2 separate regions of the Homo sapiens genome follow, and region 2 is linked to region 1. A link is an interaction called in ENCODE POLR2A ChIA-PET data of the cell type or tissue named here. Cell type or tissue: B cell. All regions are shown on one strand. Links, peaks and the distances in the headings refer to the core of each region. The heading gives the core; the rest is flanking DNA.

The links. ChIA-PET counts read pairs that join two places held together with the same protein. Peaks named below come from ENCODE experiments on the same cell type or tissue, not always from the same donor. Only the 100,000 strongest peaks of a DNase experiment are listed, where the experiment ranks them.
Region 2: POLR2A ChIA-PET joins it to region 1 with 16 read pairs; 5 of 35 experiments call an interaction of 5 or more read pairs at or near these places.

What each region holds. Positions count from the first base shown.
Region 1 is chr5:157,542,773-157,558,758 of GRCh38, reverse strand. All of the region lies in intron 3 of ADAM19 (ADAM metallopeptidase domain 19), which reads left to right. Among named protein-coding and RNA genes, the nearest start is that of ADAM19, 25 kb to the left of the region's middle. RefSeq lists an enhancer at 1,770-1,829. In B cell, for the core only: no CTCF peak of the experiment used is centred there; no DNase peak of the experiment used is centred there; H3K4me3 peaks cover 620 bases; H3K27ac peaks cover 7,364 bases.
Region 2 is chr5:157,673,331-157,689,316 of GRCh38, reverse strand. It overlaps C5orf52 (chromosome 5 open reading frame 52), which reads right to left. Exons shown (of 3, transcript NM_001145132.2): 2 at 14,117-14,225; 3 at 9,159-9,476. The coding sequence ends at 9,318. Among named protein-coding and RNA genes, the nearest start is that of C5orf52, 9.8 kb to the right of the region's middle. In B cell, for the core only: no CTCF peak of the experiment used is centred there; no DNase peak of the experiment used is centred there.

The DNA.
Region 1 (15,986 bases), core at 4,733-12,732:
CTGGTAGAAATAGTAGCAGACCCAAAGCAAAACTATGAATACCACTTAGGCAGTGGAGCTCTCCCCACCTCCACCCTCCCAGCTTCCTCCCAGGTCAAGAGTAGACTTTAACATCTTACCTAGGATAAAGGACAGCTCTCTTTGACCCTCTCTTGTCAGGAGCTTCATTTGTTGTTGGCAAAATTCAATTTCCTGGATCAAAGAGCAGCTTAGAAAGGCTTAGATGGTATCCCAATGCTCTTAGTAAACCATGCTTCACTGAGTTGCATTTAAATGAGTCATAGACATATGGATTACATTGCACTTAAAATACACATGGCTCAAGAAATTAAAGGATATCATTCTTTAACCAAGTATTTGGCAGATCTAAAGTATTCAAAATGTTTTTCCAAACTCTACTCGCAGCTGGGCTCCCCATTCCCCATGGCTAAGGTTGTATAACCCGGGGAGACAGGTGCTGAGGAAACAGTTGGATGAATGGGTGGGGACACCAGAATTTGATGAGAGCTGCCTGTGGTGTCTGAAATTTTCTTCACATGTTCTTTGGAAGTATGAAGAACTGGTTTAACCCTGCTGTGTTGACGCTGAAGGCAGTGAATGCATGAGTGGATTTAAATTCCAAGTGCTTTGCTAGGCACGTCATTCCAGAGAGACCTGGTAGTCCTGTTTGAGATGTAGTTTCTAATTGTAGCTTTGTAGACTGAGAATGATTTCATTTGCATTTCCCATGTTGTCCCAAATGCCTGGAGTTGCAGAACAAATGGATTGCCAGCCAGTCTGATGTGATTTTTTATAAGCCAAACTCTCAACCCCACCCCAGCATAAGCAGGGTCTCCATTTGCAATGTACTGAATGTTTATGTCTCCCTTCAAATTCTTATGTTGAAGTCCTAGTCCCCAAGGTGATGGTATTAGGAGGTGGGGCCTTTTGGATATGATTCGTTTATGAGGGCTCTGCTCTCATGAATAGGATTAGTGCCCTGATAGAAGAGACCCGAGAGAATTAGCTCACCTTTTCCACCAGGTGAAGACACAGCTAGCAGCTACCATCTATGAACCGGAGAGAGGGCCCTCACTAGACACGAAATCTGCTGATCCCTTGATCTTGGACTTCTCAGACTCTAGAACCGTGAGAAGTAAATTTGTTGCTTATTTGCTACCCAGGTTATGCTGTTTTGTTATAGCAGCCAGAATGGACTAAGATGCCATTATTTCTAAAATATTGGACACATGATATCACTTTCTTAGGGTCCATTGCTTAAGCTCAGACTCAGTAATAAGCCTGGTGATCTGAAGGGATGCAGCTTCATGATACGCTTGTCTAAGGTATCAGAGAGCATCCAAAATTGAAATAGCCTAGATGTGTTGATTCTGAAAGCCTTGTGCACACAAGCCTTAAACATCCTAATCCATAGAGTAGAACAGATTTGGACTTTGGTCCCAGAGACCCTGATTCAATTCCAGATACTGACACTTCCGGTTGGGTGGTCTTTGGTAAGTCACTTGCCTTCTAAGTTTTACTTCTTCATCTGTATTCATAGTAATACTACTTGGCCAGGTGCAGTGGCGCATGCCTGTAATCCTAGCACTTTGGGAGGCTGAGCCGGGTGGATCACGCGAGCCCAGGAGTTCGAGACCAGCCTGGGCAATGTGGCAAAACCCTGTCTCTACCAAAACCAACCAACCAAACAAACAAAAAACCCCCACAAAAATTAGCCAGGCATGGTGGCACATGCCTGTAGTCCCAGCTACTCAGGAAGCTTTAGTGGGAGGATCTTTTGAGCCCAGGAGGTGAAGGTTGCAATGAGCTGAGATCATACCACCGCACTCTAGCCTGGTTGACAGAGCCAGATGCTGTCTCAAATAATAGTAATAATACTCACTGCTTTGTGAGCATTTGCTGAGAATGGATACTTCGGAAAAGGCACTTCACACAATGTCTTATTGAATCCTCATGGCAACCCTTTGAATGAGATATTGTTGTCTGCATTTTATAATGAAACTCAAGCATGAGGAGTTTAAATAATTTACCCAGTATTGGGCATAGCCAGGAGTCAAACTCTGGCCTGCCTGCCTCTTACTACATTATAGCACTTGCATAGAAAATAGAGACATTGATACCTTCATTGCAGGGTGTGGAAGGCTGAAAAATGCACCCTCTCCCCTCCAATGATAACCACATTCGAATCCCTGGAACATGTGGCAGAATCTTTGCAGATGTGATTAAGTTAAAGATCTTGAGGCCGGGCATGGTGGCTCACGCCTGTAATCCCAGCACTTTGGGAGGCCAAGGCAGGTGAATCACCTGAGGTCAGGAGTTCGAGACCAGCCTGACTAACATGGTGAAACCTGGTCTCTACTAAAAATACAAAAATTAGCTGGGCATGGTGGTGCGCCCCTGTAGTCCCAGCTACTCGGGAGGTTGAGGCAGAAGAATTGCTTGAACCCGGGAGGCAGAGGTTGCAGTGAGCCGAGATTGTGCCACTGCACTCCAGCCTGGGCAATAGAGTGAGACCCCATCTCAAAAAAAAAAAAAAAAAAAAAAAAAAAGAAAAAGAAAAAAAAACAGGTTATAAAAACCTTGCTGATAAAACAGGTTGCAGTAAAGAAGAGTCACTTGAGCCTGGGAGGCAGAGGTTGCAGTGAGCTGAGGTCACACCACTGCACTCCAGCCTCAGCGACAGAGCGAGACTCCGTCTCAAACAACAGCAACAACAACAACAACAAAATCAAAGATCTTGAGATGAGAAGATTATCTTGGATTACCTGGATGGGCCCTAAATACAATGGCAAATATATTTATAAGAGGGAGGCAGAAGGAGATTTGACTATAGACAGAACAGGAGACAGTGATGTGATCACAGAGGCAGAGATTAGAGTGGTGCAGCCATGAGCCAAGGAGAAGCTGGAAGAGGCAAGGAACAGATTCTCCCAGAGGGCACGCAGCCCTGCTGACCCCTTGATTTTGGCCCAATAATACCGATTTCATTCTTCTGACCTCTCAAGCTGTGTGAAAACAACTTTCTGTTGTTTGAAGCCACCAATTTTGTGACAATTTATTACACACTAGCCCCAGGAAACACACACACAGGGTTTGTGAGGTTAGGAGATAATGTATGACAATGCACTTAGTACAACGTCTGGCACATAGCAAGCAGGTTTTCAATACATGCTAATTTGTACTAATGCAACGTCCAGAACAAATGTTTTCAGGTGTTTTGGGGATGCAAGCTGTGACATGTGGCCCTTGCAGCTTTCTTCAAGCATGAAAATGACAAGAGAAAAAAACATATTGAGCAATAATCTGTGTGGTTATTGCTTATCTACATTACCCAAGTTCCGGGTCATGTTCTCTGATGCTCTGTCTGCCCTTAGGGAACTTCTGGCTGAGGATAACTAGGAATGATTGTCACATATTAACAAATGGTGATAGCTAAAAAGTAGGAGATGCCTGTATAACAGGCATCGTACTGTGGTATTTATATGGGTCATCTACTTCACTTGTCACAACCAACCAATGAAGAGTAGATTCCTATATTAGCCCTATTTGGCAGATGGGGACCCTGAGGTGTGGAGCAGTGTGACTTGCTAAAAGTCATGTGGGTGGGAAGAGCAGGGCCAGGATGTGAAACTAGATCTGTTTGACTCCCAAGTCCAGGCTTTTAACTGGGGCAGTATATTGCCTCTCAGATGCATAGTCCTGGCTCATTATGCTTTGGGCTCTTTTTTGGTTAGCACTGGCATTTCTTCTTCATTGTTCTACTCTCCCCCTTCCCTTTCCTCCTACCTTTCCCAGGCCCTGGTTAGAATTTGCATGTCAGTGTAATGTGATAGTGTAATCCAGGCAGGTGTGCATCCCAAGCTTGGCTCCTTGCACTACCTGGAGGTGTAAGCTTTGGCAAGTCGCTCAACCTTTGAGAGTCTCAGTTTTCTCATCTACGTGATGGGGATAATAACCTCATAGGATGTGTGTGGAATTCAATAACGTAATGCTCTTAAAGGATTTACAGGGTGCCTGGTGCACTATGAGAGCACAATAAATAGACACTGTTATTTGTGTTTTGCAGGGTCAGAAAAGCATTTAAGAATGAAGTCAGAGGGAATTCCCCTGAGTTGGTTTCCAAATGTAATTAAGAAGAGTTGACCTTAAAACCCATTGCCCCTGGGAGGAAATTACTTCTGCTCTCCAGCGATGCCCAGTTTGACCTAATTGTATCTCGAAAACACTGCTTTGCAGTGTTCTCCAGTGGGCCAAACTGTACCTCTTTTCTGTGCCTGCAGAATCAGATGAGGCCCTGAACTGTCCAATATGAGGTTGGGATTTGTTCACTGGTTCCGGCTCTCCTTCCAGGGATCCGCAGCCAGGGCTGCCTGTGCAGCCAGGAAGGATGTCCACGGTTTTCTTTTGTCTCAAGCTTATTTCTCCTGGCTGCTCTTCAGCAGGAGCACGGGGTAAAATGAATGGGAGGAAGCTGTCAACTGCCCTGTTGGCCTTAGATGGACCCTTATCCGAACTAAGGGAAGCTGTGGACTTGGAAGAAGTCAGGATGCTTGGGTTTGGGGACCCCTTTATCATCAGGCTGCTTACCTTCAGATAACAACAATAGCTGGCATTGAGGGAGTGAGCATTTACCATGAACTTAATATTTTATGTAGATTTTAAAAATCCCTATGTATATTTATATACAAATGAGGTCATAGTGTATTCTTGGTTTTGTAACCTATTTTTTTTCACTTGGAAATATAGCATGGGCATTTAAAAACATTTAAAAGATTTTACATGGAACTTTTTGGAATGTTTGACATTTTTCATAATAAAACTTCAGAGAAAAATTAAACAAGTTATAGAGTTTTTAAATGCATGGTATCGTACTTTATATACTATTTTATAATTGGCTTTTTTATTTTTTGTCTTCAGTGTCTTTCCACATGAGCACATTTATAGACCTGTTTCATTCTTTTTAATGGTGACATAGGATTCCACTGAATGGATGAATCAAAATTTATTAATTTCCTTATTAACTGACAGTTAGGTTTCTGATTTCTTGTTATTACAAATAATCCTAGCAATAGGATTGTACATAATCTTTAAGCACATTTGCAAGTATTTCTGTAGCACTGATACCTAGATGTAGAGTTACAGGATCCTATGGAGTACACAATTAAAACGCTTTTAAATTTTGACAAGTTGTACCTCTCACTCCACAAATACCTCCCCAAAGGCTGAATGTACCATTTTGCATTTATACAACAACAGATACCTCCCCAAAGGTTGAATGTACCATTTCACATTATGAGCATATTATAAATATGTCTCCATGTACCTTTATCATATTTAAAAAAATTAATTAGAAGTTCTATTTTTACTTACTTTTTAGCCCATGAAACAAATCTCAGTAATTTTATCTTTTCCTTTTTTAATTTTTAATTTTTGTGAGTACATACATAGTAAGTGTATATATTTACGGGGTACAAGAGATATTTTGATACAAACATGCAATGTGAAATAAGCACATCATGAAGAAAAGGGTATCCATTCCATCAGGCATTTATCCGTTGCATTGCAAACAGTCCAATTATACTCTTTATTTTAAAATGTATAGTTAAATTATTATAGACTGTAGTCACCTTGTTGTGCTATCAAATAATAGGTCTTATTCATTTTTTCTATTCTTTTTTGTACCCATTAACTATCTGCATCTCCCCACTACACCCTTCCCAGCCTCTGGTAACCATCCTTCTACTCTTTCTGCCCAGGAGTTCAATTATTTTGATTTTTAGATCCTACAAATAAGTGAGAACATGGGATGTTGATCTTTCTGTCTGTACCTGGTTTATTTCACTTAACATAATGATCTCCAGTTCCATCCATGTTGTTGCAAATGACTGGAGCTCATTCTTTTTTATGGCAGAATAGTACTCCATTGTGTATATGTACCACATTTTCTTTATCCATTCATCCCAGATAGAGACTTAGGTTGCTTCCAAATCTTGGCTATTGTAAACTCTGCTGCAACAAACACAGGAGCACAGGTATGTCTTCAGTATACTGATTTCCTTTTTTTTTTTTTTTTTTTTTTTTGAGTAGAGTCCCGCTCTGTCACCCAGGCTGGAATGCAATGGCACAATCTCGGCTCACTGCAACCTCCACCTCCCAGGTTCAAGCAATTCTCCTGTCTCAGCCTCCCGAGTAGCTGGGACTACAGGCACACACCACCATGCCCGGCTAACTTTTTGTATTTTTAGTAGAGACGGGGTTTCACCTTGTTGCCCTGGCTGGTCTCAAACTCCTGTTGCCCAGGCTGGGCTTGAACTCCTAAGCTCAGGCAATCCACCCACCTCAGCCTCCCAAAGTGCTAGGATTACAGGCATGAGCCACCGTGCCTGGCCCACTGATTTCCTTTCTTTTGGGTCTATACTCAGCAGTGGGATTGCTGGATCATATGGTAGCATGACATAGTGGTTGTACTAATTTATGTTCCCACCAGCAACGTACACAAGGGTTCCCTTTTCCCCACATCCTCACCAGCATTTATTATTGCCTATCTTTCAACTGGGTGAGATGATATCTCATTGCGGTTTTTTTTGTTTTGCTTTGTTTTGTTTTTTGAGACAGAGTCTTGATCTGTCCCCCAGGCTGGAGTGCAGTGGTGCGATCTTGGCTCACTGCAACCTCCGCCTTCTGGGTTCAAGCGATTCTTGAGCCTCAGTCTCTTGAGTATCTGGGACTACAGGTGCACGCCACCACACCTGGTTAATTTTTTTGCATTTTGTATTTTTAGTAGAGATGAAGTTTTGCCATGTTGACCAGGCTAGTCTCAAACTCCTGGTCTCAAGTGATCCATCCCAAAGTGCTGGGATTACAGGCATGAGTCAAGGCACCCAGCTTGTTGTGGTATTGATTTGCATTTCTCTGAAGATCAGTGATGTTGAGCACCTTTTCATATGCTTGTTTGCCATTTTTATGCCTTCTTTTGAGAAATGTCTATTCAAAGCTTTTGCCCAACTTTTGATTGGATTATTAGTTTTTTTTTTTCTTATAGAGTTGTTTGAGCTCCTTATATAGTCTTGTTATTAAGCCCTTGTCAGATGGGTAGTTTACAAATATTTTCTCCCATTGTTTGGGTTGTCTCTTCACTTTGTTGATTGTATCCTTTGCTGTTCAGAAGCTTTTTAACTTGTTGTGATCCCATTTGTCCATTTTTTCTTTGGTTGCCTGTGCTTGTGGGGTATTGCTCAAGAAATTTTGCCCAGACCAATGTCCTGGAGATTTTCCCCAATGTTTTCTTGTTGCAGTTAAATGGTTTGAGGTCTTAGTTTTTTTGGTCTTTTTTTTTTTTTTTTTTTGGGGTTGGGGGGACAGAATCATGCTCTGTTGCTTAGGCTGGAGTGCAATGGCGCAATCTCAGCTCATTGCAGCCACTGCCTTCTTGGTTCAATTGATTCTCCTGTTTCAGCCTCCCGAGTAGCTGAGATTACAGGCGTGCACCACCACGCCAGCTAATTATTTTCTTTTTAGTAGAGACAGGATTTCACCATGTTGGCCAGGCTGGTCTGCAACTCCTGACCTCAGGTGATTCGCCTGCCTCGGCTTCCCAAAGTGCTGGGATTACAGGCATGAACCACTGTGCCTGGCCTGAGGTCTTAGATTTAAGTCTTTAATCCGTTTTGATTTGATTTTTGTATACAATGAGAGATAGGGGCCTAGTTTTATTCTTCTGCATATGGTTTTCCCACCATTTATTGAAGAGACTATCATATCATTTTCGTGGCTGTGTGATATTATAGTCTATGTGTATGCATGATTAACTCTTACAGCTTCTTATAGTGAAAAATTATCAAACGTGCAGAGTAGAGAGAATGATGGTATGAATCACTGTATACCCAACTGAGTCAAAGCGAATTTACATGTAACGTGGATATATAAAGGCAAGTTGCCCTTGGCTCCTCTGCAAGTTTATATCTCACTGCCCTTGTTGAGAGATCCTGTTTTCCCAAACACACCATTGAGTTGATTATTGAGCTTGGGCAGACTCTTTAAACCCAAGCTCTCTTGTCTTTTTTTTTTTTTTTCCAAACAGCTTTACTGAGATACAACTCACATACCATATAGTTCACTCATTTAAAGTATACAATTTCATCTGTTTTAGTATATTTACAAAGTCATGCAGCCATCGCCATAATCTGATTTTAGAACATTTTCACCACTCCAAAAGGAAAAAACATCAGCAGTGTTATGAGTTGAATGGTGTCCCCCCAAACTCATATGTTGAAGTCCTTATCCCCAGTACCTCAAAGTGACCTTATTTGGAAATTGAGTTGTGGATGTATTTAGTTAAGATGAGATCATACTGGAGTATGGCAGGTCTCTAATCCAGCATGAGTGGTGTCCTTTTAGAAGGGGGAGGTTTGGAAACAGACACACACTCTGGGAGAATGCCATGTGAAGATTAGAGTTATGCCACCACAGGCGAAGGAACTCAGAAGCCAGGAGAGAGCCTGGGATAAGCCCTTTCCTTGCACCTGCAGAGAGAGGATGATAGCTTGATCTTGGACTTTTAGCCTCAAGAACTGTGTGACATAAACTTCCGATTTTTAAGCCACTTGGTTTGTGATACTTTGTTACGGTAGTCCTAGAAAAGGAGCACAGTCATTCTTCATTCTCCCCCACCCCACGTCAGTCCTATGAAGCTGGCAATCTGATGTCTCCAGATTTACTTATTCTGGATGTTTCATGTAAATGGGATTATACAATATGTGGTCTTTTTGACTGGCTACTTTCACTTCGGGTAAAGTTTTTGAGGTTTATTCGTGTTGTAGTATGTATCAGTATTCTTATTGCTATATGGTATTACATTATATAGATATACCACATTTTGTTAACCCATTCATTAGTTGATAGATCTGCCTTTTAAGCTCGAGCTAATTTTTCTCCATTCTACAAGTTTGATTTCAGGGGATACTGATTGAGCACCTCTATGTAGAATCCTGTGCTAGGTGCTGTAGAGACTAGGCATGAAAACAGGATATTCTTACCTTCTGGCAGTTTAGACTCTGTGGGAGAGAAAACAGCATGCAAACAGCATAATCCAAAACAGATTACAAATTTACATGGTAGAATTGAAAGTAAAGAACTGCGAAGGCAAGAGGAACGGGAATTTGTGACTGGGGAAGAGGGGAGCCTTCCCTAATGAGGGTTACTTGAAATATTGTCTTGCAGAATGATGGGAGGCTTTTGATGAGGGAGGGAGATGAGATGAATGGAGAATGAGAAAGGAATTCAGACTGAGAAAACAATGTGTAAATGTTTGGTCTGGATCAAAGGGAACCTAAAACTGTAGTGCTACTAATCTTTTAGGAATTTAGTATCCCTAACTAGCCAAATATTTGAATTCAGAAGAGTGATATGTTGAGGTTGGGGAACGGGTTGCTTTTTCTTCCACTGGTGGGCTACCAGAGGATTTGAGTGGCATAGAGCTCAATATTTTAATTCTCCCATTTTTGACTTTGAGTTGCATTCTCTTGCCTCAGGCAGACCCATGTGGTCAGGGAAGTAGGTGAGCTACTTCTAGGAAACATACTTGAAGTGCACTTAAAAGCTAGGCTGTATTTCTACACCTTGGAAGAGAAGTAGCTTTCCTCCCACCCCTCCCCACTGAAGAACAATTTGGGCTGAGCCAAGAGGATGGAGGTGTACTTGGTGGATGGAGCCCATGGATTGGAAGGGGCTGAGCACAAGGCATTGATGGCTTCTTCACAACTTCTGTAGATGGGGAAGCCTCCTGAGATGCAAGGCTGGTGGGCGGGATGCAGACGGATTTATGGATATACATTTGGATTTGGGAGAGGCTCTTTCGGCCTTCTCTTTTCTCCCAGCTCCGAGGATGTGATTAAACTCTTCATCTAGGCTCTCTGGAAATTGGAGGGTGTTTCCTACTCTTTACCCTTTGTGGTTGGGCAATGGAGCATGACTATCCTGGAGAAAAATGAGAGGAGGCTGACAATGTGGCCCCTGGACAGATTCTGTCCTGAAAATGAAACTACATTTACATTTCACCCAGGAGATGTTTTTGATTTTGAGCAATTAAGATTTGCTTTTTCTTTATTTAGAACTCAGTGACATACACAGACCTTTGGCTGACCCCTTGAATAAACTAAGTGAATAGTCTTCTGGGTACTATGGGGCAAGTTGCTAGGTCTTGCACAAACTCAACTGGGGCAGGTATTGAGTCAGAGAATCCCTGGCTTTTCTGGCAAGTCTCTTCCCAGTGTACTGGGCTTGAGTTCTGGACTACTCATTGAGAATTCCTAATTTATGTTATTCCTTTCTTCTCTTCCTTCATTAAACAAATATTGTGAGTGCCAACTATGTGGCAGGCACTGGGATAGGTCCTGGTTATTCCCGGGAGAATCAATGGTGATCAGAATAGTCTCTGCCATCATGGGGCTTAGAACGTAGTAGAGGGGACAGATAATTAAACAGTTACAGAACAATGTGGGACCTGCTAGGAGGGAGGAAGTAGAGGGTACTGTAGGAACATGGGGAAGGGGAACTTCCTCTGGATTGGGGGCACGGGAAGTCTGATAGGAGGAAGTAAAGAAAAGGGGGAGTGTGATGGTGGTGGAGAGTGTGGCAGAGTTGGCTCATACAATAGGGAGTATGTGCCAGGCAGCACAGATCACAGGATCAAAGGCCCAAAGGCAAGAATGACATTGAAAATGAAAAGTTCTCTATAGTTAGAACAGAGAGCAGGAGGAAGGAAATGATGAGAGAAGAAATTGGTGAGGCAGGCAGAGGTGAGTCCTTAAAGGGCCTTGTAGGCACCTTAAAGAGTTTGGGCTTTTATCTCTAGGGCAATGGGAAGCGGATGAAGAATATTTTAAAAGTCACATAGTGACAGCATCCAAAACGCATTTGAGAAGGACTAATTTAGGGAAGAGGTAGCTGATATAAAGAGAAGAGGATAGATTCCAGAGATATTTATAGGGTGGAATCATGGAAACTGGGAAATGGGTTGCATGTGGGCTGAGGGAGAGGGTGGTTTCAAGGGACAGTCCAAAGTTTCTAGCTTGAATAAGTAGCAGGATAGTTGTCTTAATTCATTTTGCATTGGCAAAACAGAATCCTAGAGACTGGGTCACTTATAAAGAAAAGAAATCTGTTTCTCACAGTTCTGCTGGCTGGCAAGTCCAACATCAAGGTATCAGCGTCTCATGAGGGCCTTCTTGCTATGCTACCCCATGGTGAAAGGGAGAAGGGCAAGATAGCACATGAAAAAAAGAGCAAGAGAGCAAACTTGCAGCCTCAAGCCCTTTTATAACAGCATTAATCCACTCATTATGGTGGAGCCCTCATGGCCTAATCACTCCTCATGAGGCCTACCTTCCAACACTGTTGCATTGGGGATTAAGTTTCCAACACAGGCTTTTGCGGGGATACATTCAAACCACAGCAATGGTGGTGTCTGTCCCTGGAGTTTTCCTTAGCTTGTGGTGGGACCTTGGACAAGCCACCTCTTTCCTTGGATCTTTAGGTTTCTCATTAGATAGGTAATTAGACTCAATGGACTAATTAGACTAGGTAATAATTCCTAGTCACCACCTTGGCAGGATCATCATGGGGATGCAATAATAAAACCTGTGTGAAAAGCAGTGTCCTGTACTCTTTCCATAACGCTGACAGGCCCAGCAGAAGCAAAATCTGTGCCTCCCCTGGTTTTCTCTGTTTTCTCCTCCTTATCTAAAATTCTAAGCACTTGGTCTCTTAGGAACTGGTGAGACCTCTGCCCATTCCAGCAGCTGAGGCTTCATTGGGGACCTCTCTAGGGATTCTGAAACCGGCTTTTGTTGAAAACAATGATATCATTGAGTAGGTGGAGCTGGGCCGGACTTTCCTCAGCCGGTTGAAGGAGAAATGGGGTCTTTATGACTTCTGTACTTGTGGCTCTTTTCCAGCCTCTTCCATGGCTCCCATGTGTCTCACTTCCCCCCTTTCCTCCTTGCAGAAAACTGGCAGTCTCCACGTTTTCTCCTCTTGCATCAGTCTCCCCGGGGAGAGGGCCAGAAGGGCCAAGGAGCTATAATGGCTGCATTATATCAAGCATGGTTTCTTTTTCCAAGGCCCCCCTTCTGGAGAAGGGAAGGGCAAGTCATGGAAAGGGACTCCTTTGGAGGGAGACTGGAGTGCTGGGGAAAAGAGTGATCTAAGTGTTGGAAGGAATGTCAGGCTCTTTGTATTCTAGAAGCTCTTTATCTCTTGACTCACTGATGCTAGATTTGGGGCTTGGGTAAGAATGCAAAGGTCAAACTGGCCTCTCAGGGATATGGTGATAGGAATATGGGTTTGGAGAAGGAGGGCAGCCATGTTGAGTGAGTATCCTTAATTCCTGATCCCTAGACTGGCCTTGCTCTCTGCTCTCAACACGCACACATGCATGCACACACGTGTGCGTGCACATATACATCCCTTCTCCATAACTGTGTAGACAGCTTTTTAGGAGAAACTAGAAATTGGTTACCACACTGGTTTGCAGCTGTTCCAGGAAGGAAGATGAGCTGTGAAACAGTGCCTTCTGGGGACCAGACAGTGACACCTGCCCTCTGCATGGTGTCAGCATTTGCCAAGCACTTGGGAGCTGCAGGTGCCAAGCCAGGAGAGGGGCAGGAAACCTAGGCCTGCCTCACTGGCTGCTGAAGCCCCATCCCCTAGCATAGTGCCTGCACATCACGGACCTCCATACATGTTTGTGGAGGGTGCAAGTGGACTTGCAGGTGCAGGGCCTGCAAGGCCTGATGCTCAGAAAGGTGCTGCGTCTTGATCAAGGACCCCCAGCAAATAGTGACGAAATCAAGCTGTGAGAAACTCTGGCCTCCTGATGCCAGGTGGCCTGCAGTTTGTACCACATTACACTGCTTAATATGCAGTTATTCATGAGATTGCATGAAGAGCCTTTCTCTCTGCCTACTGGGTGTGTCTGGATGGCCCAACTCTTGGCTTGTCTACCACTGACATTTAGCTTACTCTAGTTTATTGAAATGATGGGTTTAGAAACAAAAACTGTGTGATGCTGGGCAAGTTGCTTTTGCTTTTTTTCAGATTCTTCATCTGTAAAAGTGGAGGTCAGGGTTGGGCAGAGAGGGTGGTATATAAATAATGTTTCATTGCGGTAGACTCTGTAACTTACACACTAACCCTCGCTTCTCCTAAACAATCTTTTTGGAAAGGATATGGGGCAACGCATAGAATGAGGGAAAAGTTGAAAAACTAAGGTTTGGAAAGGTTGAGATCCTAGAATGAATAGACGGTCCCTTCATGTACTATCATCTTGAAATTCTGAGATGAGATCTGACTGTCCAGGCATATCATGAAGCATTCATTTGGCCAGGCAAGGGCAGGGATCTTGACCAACTCCAGGTGCCCTAGTCAGCAATGCAACGAGAGGGGAGTATTTCTTTAAATGCAAGTTGGGCCACTGTTTATCTCAAGAAGGTGGCATGGATGCTGGGCAGGCTCTGACAATAGGTATCCACTATGATCTATGAGGGCTTTCCAAGTTCTGACATCCTTGACTTATGCTTTGGGTGCGGTCTGTGTCTTAGTATGCTAAGAAACATTGGGCAAGTTTATGAAAGTTACTGGGATATTTAATCAGAGCTTAAAAAGGGCTAAGCACCTACATTTAGCAGGCTGGTTTGTGGTCCTCACCTACCTGTTTTATGTTTGTTTGTTAGTTTCAGGGAGTGGTCCGCTTATTCCCTTTTTTCTAAGCATATTCTCACAGCTCCAGTGATCTCAGAGGGTCCTTCTCTTCATTTCCCCTGTGTCTTATCCACACCGTTTTTCTTTATGATATGGCAGTTTCCTCATACCCTCTTACATTCGTCTTTCCCTTCAGGTTTTCTGTGGTATCGGCTAATCTGATCAACACTGTGGTTATTTACCAAAAACTGGTTGCTAGAGAAGTTGTTCCTACTCACCATTTTCGCTTTTAGATTTTTCTCAGAAATTCTAAAGGTAGCACCTCATTTCCCCGAACTGTTCTTATCTAATTCCAACAAATACACATAATGGGCTATTCGGGACACTGGAAAACAAATTTGTGAACTCTTCTTGGGTGAGCCATTTTGAGGGCCCCGCAGGTCCCTGCCAGTTAAGTTGTCTGATCTCAAGAAGTCAGCTCTATTTGTGCAGAGAGGTTACCCATCTTCACAGAGGCAGCCACGAGGGAGGCCTGAAGAGGATTAAGTAAAGACCCTGCTGGCCAAAGGAGTCAGTGGTGCTCATCCAAACATCCTTTGGTATATAATGTAAAAGCAAAACACAGGACCAGAAACTGGTCGGAAGGGTGCCAGGTCTTGTGCGGACTGGGAGAAGATGTCGTGGGAAGTGGTTGGTGAAAGGGAGTGTTGACTTAACGCATTGTTTGGAAACTTCCTTAATAGGAAGTTAAAGAAAACATACTGAGTAGCATTGGCCTTTTGCCAGGCTTCTGGATGGCGCCATTTTTGCCTTCGGAGTGTTGCTTCCAAAGCTGGTCCTCTGGCAACGATGGTGCTTATTCAAGGGAGTCCCTGGGATAGGAGGAGGTCCCAATTTTTTACTCTAGGAGCAACCTCCAAAGTTCCCCCTTCCTTCGCCTTTCTGTTCCCTCATAAAGGAATGTGTCTGCTTGCAGCCCCCTGGACTCATCAGTCCCTTATTTGGCTTTAGGGCCATGCCTTTGGCACGTTGGTTTGTTTCCATTCCTTTGGAGTCAGAGGTGGAATGAGTACTGATGTAGAAATCTTGGTTCTGAAGCAGCTCTGGCTGTCTCTTCCCTGCTTTTCTTTCAGCATCTTAGAAAACAAAACAATACTCACTGAATTTATTTTGTCCCAAATCTAGACTAGTGCAGGCCATGACATTAGAATAGCACTCTGCTTTTCAGAGACACTTTCCAGTACCTGTCTGTCCTGGGCATTGCCATTTCTGCTTGATAGAAAGGGAAACTGAGGCTGAGTAGTTTGTGACTTGCACCGTATCACCTAGCCAGTTAAAAAATATTGTCAAAATTTACAAACCCAGAAGGAGAGAGACTAGTATTATAAACCTCAGATGCCCATTACCTAGATTTAACAATGATCAAGATTTTGCCACGTGTATATATAGCTAGTGCTGGAGAAAATGATAGCAATATTTGTAAAGCACAAATACTTTCTACTTTACAAATAATTCTTTCACATTTGTTCATATGATCTTCCTATATGCCAGGCACTATTCTAACATCTTACAGGGGCACTGTGAAGTAGATTTTGTCATTCTCCTCATTTTATGATGAGAAACCATAGGCACGGAGAAGTTACTGACCAGTCTGAATTCACACGACTTATAAGAGCTAGGATTTGAATGTATTTTCTCATTTGATCCTCAGCATCGCTGTGATACTGATGGTGATTATTAGTCTGTTCATTTTGCAGTCTAGAAAATGGAGGGGGTTTATGTGGCTCACGTGAAAACAATTTTTATACAAATACATAGTGAGCACTTCTCGAAGTTTTATTTATCTAATTAATGGGCTAACCAGCAAGATGATAAAACTGGTTTAAAATTGGATAAGGGAAACTAAGACGTATTTGTGTGGCGGTGTGTGTGTATTTAATAGTGAAAAAAGGAATGCTGAGATAAGATTGCTAAATTAGACACAAAACTAGTTAATATCCTAGGGGCTGTAAAATCATAACCTTTGGGGTTATCTTTTCTACTAGATGGAAATATTTGCATTTCTGTTGTATCTTATTAAGTTTTTACAAGTTAACATCTGATTTTACAGAGTGGAACAAGGGCTGTCCTAATTAATTGTAAATAGTACATCTTTCAAAGCCACACTCTTCCCATAAAGTCCAGAGAACCGTAGACAGGCCTCTGAGAGTCTAAGGCTTGGCTGTGCTCCCTTAGTGTTTTTTAATTTAATGTTTTGAGACAGAATCTGGCTCTGTCACTCAGGCTGG
Region 2 (15,986 bases), core at 4,258-12,257, 130 kb before region 1:
AGCGATTCTCCTGCTTCAGCCTTCCGAGTAGCTGGGATTACAGGCACGTGCCTCCAAGCCCAGCTAATTTTTGTATTTTTAGTAGAGACGGAGTTTCACTGTGTTGGCCAGGATGGTCTCAATCTCCTGACCTCCTGATCTGCCTGCCTCGGCCTCCCAAAGTGCTGGGATTTCAGGTGTGAGCCACTGCACCTGGCCAAAAAACATTATTTTTTTCTAGAGACAGAGTCTCACTTTGTTCCCCAGGCTGGTCTCAAACCTCTGGCCTCAAGTGATCCTCCTGCTTCAGCCTCCCGAAGTGCTGGGATTACAGGCATGAGCAACCGCACCAGCCTTGTTAATATTTCAGAGTCCTCAGATGGCTGCTTCATGCATCCTGTCCAGGGCTTTTAGTTTCAGCCAGTGGGAGAGACAGACTATGCTTACTCTATCTTACTTAGAACTAGAACCCCAAGAAATTTATTTATTTACTTATTTATTTATTCATTTATTTTTTGAGACGGAGTTTCTCTCTTTTTGCCCAGGCTGGAGTGCAATGGCACAATCTTGGCTTACTGCAACCTCTGCCTCCTGGGTTCAAGCGATTCTCCCGCCTCAGCCTCCCGTGTGGCTGGGATTACAGGCACATGCCACCATGCCTGGCTAATTTTGTATTTTTAGTAGAGACAGGGTTTCGCCATGTTAGCCAGGCTAGTCTTGAAGTCCTGACATCAGGTGATCTGCCCGCCTCTGCCTCCCAAAGTGCTAGGATTACAGGCACGAGTCACCGTGCCTGGCTGAAAGTTATTTATTTATTTATTGATTTAGAGATGGTCTCACTCTCTTGTCCTGGCTAGAATCCTGTAGTGTGATCACCGCCCACCGCAGCCTCAACCTCTCAGGCTCAAGTGATCCTCCCACCTCAGCCTCCTGAGTAGCTGGAACTTAAAGGCACTGGCCACCATGCTTAGCTAATTATTATTTTTTATATCTTTTTACATTTTTTGTAGAGACAGGGTCTCACCATGTTGCCCAGACCGGTCTCAAATTCGTGGGCTCAAGTGCTCTGCCTGCCTTGGCCTTCCAAAGCGCTGGGATTATAGGCGTGACCCACCACGCCTGGTCAGAAATTTATTTTACATGCTGATTTGTAGAAAAGGGAAAACAAATATAGTCCAACCACAATATCCCCATCCTCCTAACCTAGTCAACATCTTAGTACTGTGATATATTTCCTTCCTCCTGAGCATTTTTTTCCATAGTTGAGAAAACATAATTTTCACTCCTTCTTTTCAAAGTTTTAATTACTTTTTTTCTTTTAGATTTTTATACAAAATAGAGATGGGGTTTTGCTATGTTGGCCAGACTCGTCTCGAGCTCCTGGGCTCAAGTGATCCTTCTGCCTTGGCCTCTGAATGTGCTGGGATTACAGGCCTGAGCCACTAGGCCCAGCCATTGCTCCTTGCTCCTTTTTAAATCTTTTTTTTTTTTTTTTTTGAGACAGAGTCTGGCTCTGTCCCCCACGCTGGAGTGCAGTGGCACTATCTCTGCTCACTGCAAGCTCTGCCTCCTGGGTTCACGCTATTCTCCTGCCTCAGCCTCCCGAGTAGCTGGGACTACAGGCGCCCGCCACCATGCCCAGCTCATTTTTTGTATTTTTAGTAGAGACGGGGTTTCACCGTGTTAGCCAGGATGGTCTCAATCTCCTGACCTCGTGATCCGCCAACCTCAGCCTCTCAAAGTGCTGGGATTACAGGCTTGAGCCACCGCGCCTGGCCTAAATCTCTTTTTAAATATTCAGAATTGGACATGGTGTGACCAGGATTTCATATCCTAAGTGGGAGAAGTTAAGGTTGAGGGCTTTTGAGAGGTCCACATCCTTTTCCTAAACAGTTCACTCTGTTCTTTTGGACTCAGAGTAGAGCAGCCTTTTACTCAGACAACCCAGGAAGAAGGTCATGTTGAGGTTTGAATGCAGTCCTATAGTAGGGGAGAGTGAAATGGCCCCATCGCCTAATAGCCTGGCTTGGAACAGGGATTCTAGGCCTCTGTTTGATTTCATGAACCTTTAACTTTTCCACTCCAAAAGTGAGGAATCACTTTCTTTCCAAAGTCAATTAAATTTGGTTTGAGAAGTTTCTGTGAAGTTTATAATACACTGTCAGATAAACAGGGACATGTTGGCCCTGAGGATTTCTCAGAATGAACTCTGTTGAAATGGTGATCTCGTTACAAATCCCAGGGGCAGGTAACTCTTGACCTTGAAGCATGCAGCCCTGCTTTCCTATCGTGGAATGTTAAATCCAAATGCCCTTAGAGGCCAAGCGCAGTGGCTCATTTCTGTAATCCCAGCACTTTGGGTGGCTGAGGTGGGAGGATCACTTGAGCCTAGGAATTTGAGACCAGCCTGGGTGTAGGGAAAAGAAAGAGAGATCAGACTGTTACTGTGTCTATGTAGAAAGGGAAGACGTAAGAAACTCCATTTTGATCTGTACTAAGAACATTGTTTTGCCTTGAGATGCTGTTAATCTGTAACTTTAGCCCCAACCCTGTGCTCATAGAAACATATGCTGTATGGGATCAAGGTTTAAGGGATCTAGGACTGTGCAGGATGTGCCTTGTTAACAATATGTTTACAGGCAGGTTGCTTGGTAAAAGTCATCACCATTCTCTATTCTCGATTAACCAGGGGCACAATGCACTGCGGAAAGCTGCAGGGACCTCTGCCCCAGAAAGCCTGGGTATTGTCCAAGATTTTCCCCCGCTAAGACAGCCTGAGATATGGCCTCATGGGAAGGGAAAGACCTGACCGTCCCCCAGCCCAACACCCATAGAGTCTGTGCTGAGGAGGATTAGTATAAGAGGAAGGCCTGTGTCTCCTGCATGTCCCTGGGAACGGAATGTCTCGGTGTAAAACCCAATCGTACATTCGTTCTATTCTCAGATAGGAGAAAACCGCCCTGTGGCTGGAGGCGAGATATGCTGGCAGCAATTCTGCTCTGTTACTCTTTGCTACACTGAGATATTTGGGTGGAGAGAAGCATAAATCTGGCCTAGGTGCACATCCAGGCATAGTACCTTCCCTTGAACTTATTTGTGACACAGATTCCTTTGCTCATATGTTTTCCTGCTGACCTTCTCCCCACTATCACCCTGTCCTCCTGCCGCATTCCCCTTGCCAAGATAGTGAAAATAGTAATCAATAAATACTGAGGAAACTCAGAGACCAGTGCCGGCGTGGGTCCTCCGTTTGCTGAGCGCCGGACCCCTAGGCCACTGCTCTTTCTCTGTACTTTGTCTCTGTGTCTTATTTCTTTTCTCAGTCTCTCGTTCCACCTCATGAGAAATACCTACAGGTGTGGAGGGGCTGGCCCCCTTCACCTGGGCAACATAGGGAGACTCCTTCTCTACAAAAAGTTAAAAAAAAAAAAAATAGCCTAGAGTGGTGGTGCACACCTGTAGTCCCAGCTACTTGGGAGACTGAGGTGGGAAGATCACTTGAGCCCAAGGAGGTTGAAGCTGCAGTAAGCTATGATGGCACCACTGCACTGCATCCTTGGCAACAGGTTCTCACTCTGTTGCCAAAGACACAGTGCAGTGGTGCCTCAATAAATAAATAAAAATAGGAAAAAAAAAAAGTCCTAGGAATCCATTACCCTCCACCTCTGAATTGTGGCCCAGTAGCACCTAGGAAGGAGCTTGGGATGAATATTGAGAGGTGTGGATTCTCATCCTGACTCATCCACCACTTGGCCTTTTTTTTTTTTTTTTAGATGGAGTTTCACTCTTGTTGCCCAGGCTGGAGTGCAATGTCGCGATCACAGCTCACTGCAACCTCTGCCTCCCAGGTTCAAGTGATTCTCCTGCCTCAGCCTCCCGAGTAGCTGGGATTAGAGGCATGCGCCACCATTCCTGGCTAATTTTACATTTTTTAATAGAGATGGGGTTTCTCCATGTTGGTCAGGCTGGTCTCGAACTCCCGACCTCAAGTGATCCACTCGCCTCGGCCTCCCAAAGTGCTGGGATTACAGGCATGAGCCACCACGCCCGGCTCCACCACTTGGCTTTGACTTTAGGCAGACCCTGGAATTTTTCTGAAATTCTGCCTACTCTGTAAAATGGGAATCACAATGCCATCTGTGCATAGGAATGCACCCCACAGACCTCTAATTACAGAAAGCAAAATTGACTACGGGCTCCCAACTGTTGCACTGTGAAATCCATCATCATGTTTATACTGAGACCAGATTTCCTTCAAGCTTTTTCTAGCTAGTTCCTGGGTATATAAGGGATACTAAGGCAGGCCCATTTCTGGGAGACATGCTAGACCTGCCCTTGGCCAAACATTTGTAATGACTTTTCCTGAAAAAAAAAAAAAAAAAAAAAAAAGGATGTTTTATTGACTGAGCTGGGCAATGCCAGGCTGGTGGCTTCTTTTTTTCTGTTTCTATTTTTTTTCTTGTTTTTTTTTTTTTTTAAAGATAGGACCTCACTCTGTTACCTAGACTGGAGTGCAGTGGTGCAGTCACGGCTGCCACCTTAGCCTCCCAAGTAGCCGGGACTACAAGCATGTGCCACCAAACTTGGCTAATTTTTTTTTTTTTTTGAGTGACAAGAGCCAAACTCTATCTCAAATAAATAAATACATAAAAATAAAGTTTTGCACGTAATTTATGAAGCCCATAAAGGGCATCTTAAGGGCCTATACTCTTAGAACATTTCTGGAAGGACACACAGAAATGGTTATTGCTGTGGCCCTGGAGAGGAGGAGGGGAATTTTCCTTTATTGAATACCCTTTAAATGGAATTTTATATATAGTGCTTGTATTACAATTTTAAAGTTTTTAAACTTGTTAGTTATTTTAAAGGAACTGCTGTTCTAACACTTTGGAGTGATCACAAACTCACATACCTTCAGGGGCCAGGGAGATTAAGTGCACTTGGGTTTAGGGAGATGGCAGTGGTGGGAGCTGCAGCTAACTGCAGCTTCCATACCACACCCAAAGTACTTTAATTCAATACCATGAGAAGCATAGTGTTTGATCAAACCAATGCCCTGCTATTGGTCCCAGGACTATTAATTAGTGACCTCAGCTTAGAGTGATAGTGACAAGTTTTATCTGAAAATCTTTCAGAGGAGTCAATGATTCCTTAGTGAAGTATGCAGAATCTCTAAAGCAATGAGGGGTTGGGGGGACCACCATGGAAATTACCTGAGAGCTCCAGAGAATATGGCTGGTTCTGCATAATGCAATTTGCAAAGAAAGGGTTATCCATCCAAGCCTCTGTTTTCCTGATGTGTCCAACCCCTGCCTGGTGGAAACTCCTAGTCTGATGGGAGATGGACAGAGTCTAGTCTTGGAAGGCAGAGCTCATGTCAGGGCAGGCCCTGAAAGGTCTGAGCTGAATTTCCTCAGGTAGAAATGAGGGGAAATCTATATTCCTTTCAGGGTGAACAGTAGAATCAAAAGTTCTGAGGTGGGCCAGGCATAGTGGCTCACACCTGTATTCCCAGCACTTTGGGAGGCCCAGGCAGGAGGATCACTTGAGGCCAGGAGTTCAAGACCAGCCTGGGCAACACAGTGAGACCCCTGTCTCTACAAGAAGTGAAAAAAATTAGTGGGGCATGGTAGCACATGCCTATAGTCCTAGTTAAGAGGCTGAGGTGGGAGGATCACTTGAGGCCAAGACTTCAAGACTGTGGTGAGCTATGATCATGCCACTGTACTCCAGCCTGGGCAATGAGAGGAAGAGGAGGGGAGGGGAGGGAAGGGTGGGGGGAAGTGAGGAGGGGAGAGGAGGAGGGAGGGGTGGGGGGAAAGAAAGGAGGGAAGAAAAATGGAAGAAAGGAAGAACAAAAGGAAGAAAGGAAGGAAGGGAGGGAGGGAGGAAGGGAGGAAGAAAGTGAGTTCCAAGGTGGAAAATCAAGGGGCCTGTTTGGAGAAGTGAGAGAATTCATGGGATCTGGCCCATGGGAAGAAGTATGGGAAATCAGGTTGAAAAGGCAGATTCCAGGGAATCAGGCCCTCCCAGCCCTCTAATGTGACAAAGTTAAGGAAGAATTCTTCCTGGTGACCATTTCATTCTTGTGGAACGAGTGCACTCAGCCCCCCAGAAGTAACTGTGGAAGGCTTGGTTGGAACCCCAGTGACCAACCATTGCTCCTGACCAGGTTCCCAACAGGCACATGCTGGCTTGGGATGCTCCAAGGCCCCCTGGAGGATATGGATCTATCTCAACCCAATTTCCTCCTCCTAGGGGATTAACTGAACATGAGGGAAGAGAGCAGATCAGTGCTCAGAAAGGGAATGTATGTTGCTCAGGGTCTCAGAGGAAACTGAGGAATCACACAAGCTGAACTCCCACCTCTAGATTCTTATTCCAAGGCTCACTCCCCAGCACCAGGCTGCCTCTTGAAGTGTATGTGTCAACTCCAGGTACAACGCAACAATTACAATTCCCAACAGAACCCCCTTCCGATTCACCTACAAGATGCTAGGCCTTGGGCTAGGTTCTTGTCAAGCTAACTGGGTTCTCAGAACAAGCCTATAAGATAGGTACTACAATTATTCCCAGTTTCCAGATGAGGAAGGTGAAGCTCCAAGGGGCAAAATGACGTTCTTCTTTCTGCAAGGCAGAGCCGAGATTCCAAATCAGAGCCATTTGACTGCAAAGATCGTGCACATCAGATAAAAGAAACCTCACTGAAGCAGGGAGGGACACACACAGCCTTCCAGGCTTGGGAACAGCATTTCCAGATGTCAAAGGATCGTACAGAGAAAATACTGTGCAAACCAGATTCTCCCCATAAAGCCCAAAGGAGGCATCCTGCCTTCAGCCAGAGGCACCAGACTCCAGCAGCTGATTCCTGTTTCATCTGATTCCTGTTCTTCCTACTCCCCTCTCCACCACCCCGAGACTATTCAAATATAAGCTTTGGCTGGGTGCAGTTGTTCACACCTGTAATCCCAGTACTTTGGGAGGCTGAGGCGGGCAGGTCACCTGAGGTCAGGAGTTCAAGACCAGCCTGGCCAACATGGTAAAACCCTGTCTCTACACAAATACAAAAAAAAAAAAAAAAAAAAAAAAAAAGCTGGGCATGATGATGGGTACCTGTAATCCCAGCTATTGGGAGGCTGAGGCAGGAGAATCGCTTGAACCCAGGAGGCGGAGGTTGCAGTGAGCTGAGGATCGTGCCTTCATGAAAGCAGAGGATTTGAGTCTGTTTTGTTCACTAATGATTTCCAGCACCTACAAGAGTGCCTGGTATGTATAAGGAGCTATTAATAAATAAACATGTGTTGGATGATGTGGAAGGTGAATGTTTTTTAACTATAGGGAGTTTTTGTTTGTTTGTTTTTTGAGATAGGGTTTCCGCTCTCTAACCCAGGTTGAAGTGCAGTGGTGTGATCTTGGCTCACTGCAGCTTTGACCTTCTGGGCTCAAGTAATCTTCCCACTTCAGCTTCCCGAGTAGCTGGGAGTACAGGCATGCGCCACCACACCAGGCTGATTTTTCATTTTATTTTTTATTTTTTGTAGAGACAGGGTCTCACTACGTTGCCCAGGTTGGTCCCAAACTCCTGGCCTCAAGTGATCCTCCCACCTGGACCTCCCAAAGTGCTTGGATTACAGGCATGAACCACTGCGCCTGGCCAAACTTAAGACTATCGCACAAAGCTCCTGTATGGGGGTACTTCCATTAGCTGGAAGACGCAACTTGAATGACAGTGGCTTGGTGACAGAAGCTTTGAAAATGCTCCTGGATGAGCAGACTGGATAAGGAATACCACTGGGAATCACTTTGTAAAGTGATTAGTCAAGTTAAACTCTCCCTGAGTGATCATTTTGATAAGCCTGGACTTTCTTGCTTTGCTCAGAGCAGGATTTGTTTCCTTCCACTCAGCAGACATTCGTGAAGCATTATGTATGCAAAGCTCTGTGCCACATCTCAGGATCTGAGAAATGGAAGGAAGTGCAGAAATCACCCACCAGCCCCACCATTCCTGAAGAGCAAGTGGGAGAGCTGAAACCCAGAGAGAGGTTACTGAGGGAGGCAGGAGGTCCCAGTCCAAGGCCTGCCCCTGGCTCTGTCCCCTCGGCCCTCATAGGTCTGCAGACTTTCAAAGTCAGCAGTTGGACCAGGCCCAGAATTTTAATAGGCAGAGTAACACTTCTGACTTAACAAAGCGCTGGGCTGGAAAGTGTTCCTGCTAGGGGTCTCCAGGAATTAAATGACTTTGGTGGCCATGCACGGTGGCTCATGCCTGTAATACCAGCACTTTGGAAGGTCAAGAAGGGAGGATCACCTGAGGTCAGGAGTTCGAGATCAGCCTGGCCAACATGGCGAAAACCCTTCTCTACTAAAAATACAAAAGTTAGCCAGGTGTGGAGGCGCATGCCTTTAATCCTAGCTACTCAGGAAGCTGAGGCACGAAAATCACTCGAACCTGGAAGGCGGAGGTTGCAGTGAGCCGAGATTGCGCCACTGCACTCCAGCCTAGGCGATAGAGTGAGACTCCATCTCAAAAAAAAAAAAAAAAGAAAAAGAAAAAGAAAAAAATGCCATGTAGGAAATGACATACAGATAAGCCTTGAAGGATGAAGAGAGAGCTAAAGGGACATTCCAGATGAAGGATCTTCGCAAATAAAGCTACAGTGTGGGGACTATCCAGGTGTAGTCTGGAGAGCAGGCAGAACAGGGAGTGGGGACCACTGGAAGGCTACTGGAGCCATCATGGTGAGAACCACTGGAAATGATGAGCCCTGGGCTCAGCACTTTACATCCTCATGCTAGACCTTGGAGGTAGGTTCCCTTACTACTACCACATTCTTTCAGATAAGGAAATGGAGGTCCAAGGAGGTGACAAGGTCACAAGACTGACTGGTGGTAGAAATAGCACTTAAGCCAGGTCCTTCTGATGCCTCCCCCTGACCTCCTTACCACTGGAATGCCAGGCAGTGGCATTACTGAGGCCTTCCATCTAAGGTACCATTGTCCCAGCACACTTGGCCCGGCATGTCACCTCAGACATGTGGGCACCGAGAGGTCAATCTTTGCCTTAAGCATGGAAGCTAGCTTGATCCCACCTTTTTGAGTTGAGCATCTACGAGACTATCAGGACCTCCTTCACCAAATAGAGGGGATGCATGGGCAAGGAATATGAGGATTGCTGAGGATTTATTATGCTCCGCTGTCTGCTGGTTTCTGTTTATTGTTCTACAGTTGTGTAGGTTGTAGTTACTAGTTCTCCTCGGGTCACACTGGTGTCATCGTGACCCTGGGGCAGATCCCTTTGCCAGAACTAGGGTGGTTGGCCTTTCTTGGGAGACTGGAGTTTAAACTGGTGGTGGTATCCCGAAGGTTAAGTACCGGTTGCTGTTCACGGATTCCTCTCTCCATCGCCCGAGCTTTCTGAGCTGCTCTGTCATGAACTTTTTTTTCAGGTGTTCATAGTAGTGGCTGATCTTTTTCTTGGTCTTCTCTAAAGCGCTCACCTTACAAAAAACAGAGGTGAGGTTAGGATCAAGATCCTAAAGAGGTGAGATTAGGATTACTTCGCAGCAGGGCAGACATCTGTGCTACTGATGGGGGAGTGGGAAAAGTGTCAGCTGGACCCTATGTACATTCCATATACTTTGACTCACAGAGAGCCTATTTCTCTATTTGTAAAAAGCATGCATTAAGCTAGATAACTCCAAGGACTGGCGCAGTGGCTCACACCTGTAATCCCAACACTCTGGGAGGCCAAGGAGGGTGGATCACTTGAAGTCAGGAGTTTGAGAGCAGCCTGGCCAACAAGGTGAAACCCTGTCTCCGCTGAAAATACAAAGATTAGCCAAGCATGGTGGTAGGCACCTGTAATCCCAGCTACTCGGGAGGCTGAGGCAGAAGAGTTGCTTGAACCCAGGAGGTGGAGGCTGCAGTAAGCCGAGACCGCACCACAGCACTATAGCCTGGACAACAGAGTGAGACTCTGTCTCACACTGAATTCTACTTATTTCTTCTATTGTATAACTTCTGTCCTGTCCCCCAAAAGGCGGTAAGGTGTGGGAAGCCAACATCCTATGTCTTATGCATTTACTCCAATGAGCTAGCTACAGGAGAGGATACTAAGAAAAACTGCCACAGGTCTTCACAGTAACTCCAATGTAGTCAGGATGTAAGACACATGCCCAAATATTTCTTTTTTTTTTTCTTTTTTGAGATGGAGTCTCGCACTGTCACCCAGGCTGGAGTGCAGTGGCGCGATCTCAGCTCACTGCAAGCTCTGCCTCCTGGGTTCACACCATTCTCCTGCCTCAGCCTCCCGAGTAGCTGGGACTACATGCGCCCGCCACCACACCTGGCTAATTTTTTGTATTTTTAGTAGAGACGGGGTTTCACCATGTTAGCCAGGATGGTCTCGATCTCCTGACCTCGTGATCCACCCGCTTCGGCCTCCCAAAGTGCTGAGATTACAGGCATGAACCACCGTGCCCGGCCCACATGCCCAAATATTTCTAAGAGAGAAAGTGATCCACTTCCAAAAGAAGCACAGAGTTCAAGGAAGGGAGATATCACGACAAATTTCACTTGGCTGGGCGCTGTGGCTCACATCTGTAATCCCAGCACTTTGGGGGGCCAAGGCAGGTGGCTCACTTGAGGCCAGGAGTTTGAGATCAGCCTGGCCAACATGGGGAAACCCCATCTCTACTCAAAATACAAAAAAAACCTAGCTGGGTGTGGTGGCATGTGCCTGTAATCCCAGCTACTCAGGAGGCTAAGGCACAAGAATCGCTTGAACCCAGGAGGCAGAGGTTGCATTGAGCCGAGATTATGCCACTGCACTTCAGCCTGGGTGACAGAGCGAGACTCTGTCTCAGAAAAGAAAAGAAAAGCTACCCAGAGAAGTTAGCATATAAACTGAGGCTAGGTTTTGAAGGATGGGAGGGTTTGGGGCATGTAGAAACAATGTGGTGGGTGGTGATCCTGGGAATGTACGTTTTTTAACAAGCCCTCCAGGGGATTCTGATAAGCACTAACATTATCTGAAGACCTAGCACAAGGTTAAGCAAAGGACTTCTTCATAAAGGCCAGTCAATATTGACATGATTACTTGACATGAGGAATTAAAGAGGGAGGGTGGGCACTAAATGTCATAGTTCAAGTCCGTGTTCTCCAAACCTGGCTGAGCATCAGAAGCATTTCAGTTGCTTGATAGAAACGTAGGCCCCAAGGATTCTTGCTTAATAGGGTTTGGATGGGGGCCAGCAATCTCCACTTTTGTCATGCACCTGAGATTATTCTGATCCAGCCCCATTACCAAGTCGCTGCTATTACCACCATTTTCTTTTTTTCTTTTTTTTTTGAGACAGGGTCTCACTCTATTGCCCAGGCTAGGGAGAGTGCAGTGGCACAATCTTGGTTAACTGCAACCTCCACATCTTGGGTTCAAGCGATTCTTGTGCCTCAGCCTTCCAAGTATCTGAGATTACAGGCTTGAGCCACCACACCAGGTTAATTTTTGTATTTTTAGTAGAGACAGGGTTTCACCATGTTGGCCAGGCTGGTCTCAAACTCCCGACCTCAAGTGAGGCACCTGCCTCAGCCTCCCAAAGTGCTGGGCTTACAGGTGTGAGCCACTGTGCCCAACCTTATTACCACCATTTTCTTTTCTTTTCTTTTCTTTTTTTTTTTTTTTGAGAGGGAGTTTCACTCTTGTTGCCCAGACTGGAGTGCAATTATGCGATATTGGCTCATCGCAACCTCGGCCTCCAGGGTTCAAGCAATTCTCCTGCCTCAGCCTCCCAAGTAGCTGGGATTACAGGCATGTGCCACCACACCTGGCTAGTTTTCTATTTTTAGTAGAGAGGGGTTTCTCCGTGTTGGTCAGGCTGGTCTCGAACTCCCAACCTCAGGTGATCCGCCCGCCTCGGCCTTCCAAAGTGCGTGAGCCACCACCCTGGCTTACCACCATTTTCTAGTACACCCCATGACAGTAGGCTTTTTGGCCTCTCTCAACTAGTGATTTTACCTTGAGCATGACTCTTACCAATCAGGGTTTCTCAACCTTGACACTACTGACATTTTGAGCTAGGCAGTGTGTGGTGGAGGGCTGTCCCATACACTGCGGGATATTCAGCAGTGTCCCTGGCCTCTACCTACTAAATACAGAAAGCCACAAAGGGCTGGGCATGGTGGAACATGCCTATAATGCCAGCACTTTGGGAAGCAGAGATGGGCAGATCACTTGAGCCCAGGAGTTTGAGGCCAGCCTGGGCAATATGGTGAAACCCCGTTTCTATTAAAAGTGCAAAACATTAGCTGCGCATGATGGCACGTGCCTGTAATCCTAGCAACCTGGGAGGCTGAGGTGGGAGGATTGCTTGAACTCAGGAGGTTGAGGCTACAGCAAGCTGTGATCATGCCACTGCCCTCCAGCCTGAGCAAAAGAGTGAGACCCTGTCTCAAAAAAAAAAAAAAAGAAAAAAAAAGGAAATTAAAAAAAGGGGATACAAAGATGATGAGAGAGAATGGAAGACATACCTGGTGGTAGTACAGCCCCTGGCTACTTTCCCCAAAAACATTGGCGACTCTGCCCTATCCATCCTTGATTATGTAAACCCAACTTCTCTATCTTGCTCGAACTAGTTCAAGTTCAGTTTATGTTACCTGCAACTGAGAGGATCTTAATAGATCCTATTTTACAAATGAGAAAGCAGAGTCTGGAGGAAGTGTAATTCACACAGGGTCACACAAAGCTGGCTTGCCCATCTATTTCCACTACACCACACCCATGGAAGTGTAGCAGAAAGAGAAATGCCCGGGTCCCTACTCTTCTTTTGGTGTTTGTGACCTTCAAGAGGATCTGGCACCATCTCTTAAGGATCTCCAATTGTTTTTAATGTTAGAATTTTGTGGGCCCATCCAGACTTGACCCTGGAACATGGAAGGAAGCTCAAAAGAGTCAAGAAGCAGGCAGCAGCTGTGCGTGGTGGCTCACTCCTGTAATCCCAGCACTTTGGGAGTCTGAGGTGGGTGGATCACCTGAGGTCAGGAGTTTGAGACCAGCCTGGCCAACATGGTGAAACCCCGTCTCTACTAATAAAACAAAAATTAGACGGGCGTAGTGGTGCATGCCTGTAATTCCAGCTACTTGGGAGGGTGAGGCAGGAGAATTGCTTAACCCGGGAGGTAGAGGTTGCAGTGAGTTGAGATAGCGCCACTGCACTCCAGCCTGGACAACAGGAATGAAATTCTGTCTCAAAAAAGAAAAGAAGGTGGCAGCAGCTCAACCCTGGGCACCCTGCTCTGCTTGAAAGAATGAGTGTGTTTCTGGAGTCCATCTTGTTCACTTGTCTCTTCCTAGCGCCCAACACAGTACCTGTCCCAAGCAGGCCCTAAGGACAGGTTTAATGAATCCATCAATCAGGGTCTATGGGAACAGTGGGGTGACAGCACTCAGGATTTCGAGTAAGCAGGTGAAACTCTACCTGTCCATAGCAAAAAGTGGGAGAAGAGCCTCAGCTCTCATCTGGAAAATGGGGATAATCCCCAAAGGAAAAAATTGACAAGATGGTGTTGAGGCCCATTCAAACTCTAGGACCCAAGACTTTGGTTTTCTGTTTTTTTGTTTGTTTGTTTTTTGAGATGGAGTCTTGCTCTGTTGCCACACACCTGGCTGCCACCACACCTGGCTAATTTTTGTATTTTTAGTAGAGACAGGATTTCACCATATTGGCCAGGCTGGTCTCGAATTCCTGACCTCAAGTGATCCTCCTGCCTCAGCCTCCCAAAGTGCTGGGATTAGAGGTATGAGCCACTGCGTGTGGCCTAGGACCCAAGACTTTGTATGGGAGAAAATAAGAATCCATTCATGGATTCCCTAAATAGAGAGATAATGTGCTTTCAGAAAAAAAGACCCAAGAGACATGGAGTCTTTCTCTCTGGCTCCCTTAGCCCAGGAACAGGTGCGACACCTTGCGCAAGTCAGTAACCCCGAGTATCAATTGCCTCCTCTGTAAAATGGGGCCTGCCTTAGAGCACCTTGATGACTCCCTATCACCTCTATGATATCCCAGCATATAGGGAGAATGAAATGAATATGGGTCAAGCCACTAACACCCTCTAATGCAAAAGCTTGTGGCTACTTTACCTCCATCTCATAGATTCGTTGTGTGATGCGGTTATCATGAATAATCACCCGAGATAAATGGCTCTTGGGTAAAGTTTTTTTCATCGCTGCTTCACTGGAATTCATTAAGCTGGAGCAGGGAGGGAAAGGTGGCACAGGTTACAGACGGTTGGGGCCTGGGCCAGAGCACATTTGATGGGGTCCTGAGGGAGTGGCTGAGGCTTCCCCGGGTTTCTTGGGACAAGTGCAGCTCTGTCATAATTTTCAAAAGAACAGGGGAGTAACCACAGTTTCTTGTTGTGGAAAAGGTATGCTAAAGGGGTATTTCATGGTTACCCAGAAGAAAAGCCATTCTGAGGATGTAAAATGGCCTAGTGCAGTCCTTAAGAGAAGGGTTATCAGGAACTCAGAACCATCCTCAGAAGCAGTCACCCTTTTTGTGTTTTTTGTTTTTTTGAGGCGGAGTTTCACTCTGTCTCCCAGGCTGGAGTGTGGTGGTGCAATCTTGGCTTACTGCAAACTCCACCTCCAGTTCAAGCAATTCTCCTGCCTCGGCCTCCTGAGTAGCTGGCACTACAGGCACTCGCCACCATGCCTGGCTAATTTTTGTACTTTTAGTAGAGACGGGGTTTCACCATGTTGGACAGGCTGGGTTCAAACTCCTGACCTCAAGAGATACACCCACCTCAGCCTCCCAAAGTGCTGGGATTACAGGCAAGTGCCACCACGCCCACCCAGCCAAAAGCAGTCATCTTGATGATCCTTCTTAAGGATGAAATGGTGAGAGGAGTCTTAGAGGAGAGGAGTAAAGTTGTAGGGTAGGATTCAGAAGGATGAATCTGGGAGGTGTTTAGCTTGGGGGGCACTTGCTCTAGAGCATATGCTTCAAGGGGATCTGGGAGGTGGGGGGTTGGGGGAGTATAAATCAGAGCAGGGAGAAATGCAAATGAAAAGCTTGGACAGGTGTTAGGCTGGTTAACAGGGAAATTCTGGAAGAAAGTTTGGGGAGTTTAGAAAAGTGAAGGAGGTATGGGGTGGCTAGGGGTTTTAGGAGACTCTGAAAGGTGAGAGGTGAAAGATGGGGTGGGGTGGGGTAGAATGGAGCCAAGTACTCCAGGTGAAAATACAACAATTTGGTCAAAATGAGAAAATGGTGAAAAGTGGATACACTTACAGGCACTGAGTTTTCACTTTTTGATAATTTGGTTACACCACGAAGTAGTCTTATGAACATATATCTTTAAATGGTTTTGTCCATTTAAAAATAATTGTTCAGGACCGGGCAAGTTGGCTCACGCCTGTAGTCCCAGCACTTTGGGAGGCTGAAGCAGGCGAATCACTTGGAAGTCAGGAGTTCCAGAACAGCCTGGCAAAGATGGTGAAACCCCATCTCTGCTAAAAATACAAAAATTAGCTGGGCGTGGTGGTGAGCGCCTGTAATCCCAGCTACTCGGGAGGCTGGGGCAGGAGAATCACATGAACCCAGGAGGCGGAGGTTGCAGTGAACTACTTTACCATTGTACTCCAGCCTGGGCGACAGAGTGAGACTCCGTCTCAAAAAAAAAAAAATTGTTCATATTTTCTTTCTAAAATGTGGAAACAAAATGTACAATATTGAATAAATTTTGGTATGTCATAAAATAAAATACATGTAATTGTGTATGAAACATAGACACGGGTGGTGTATTAGATGGGAGAAGAAAGCAGGTTACTAGAAACTGAACTTTTTGTGATGTATTGTTTTTTAAGTATAAGTATGTTGTCATATATATATTATATATGAATGAAGCCTGAACAAAATGCACCAAAATGTTAACGGTGATTGTCCCTAGCCAATCATGCTGCTAGTCTTATTTTTCTTATTTTATTTTATTTTTATTTCTTTGAGATG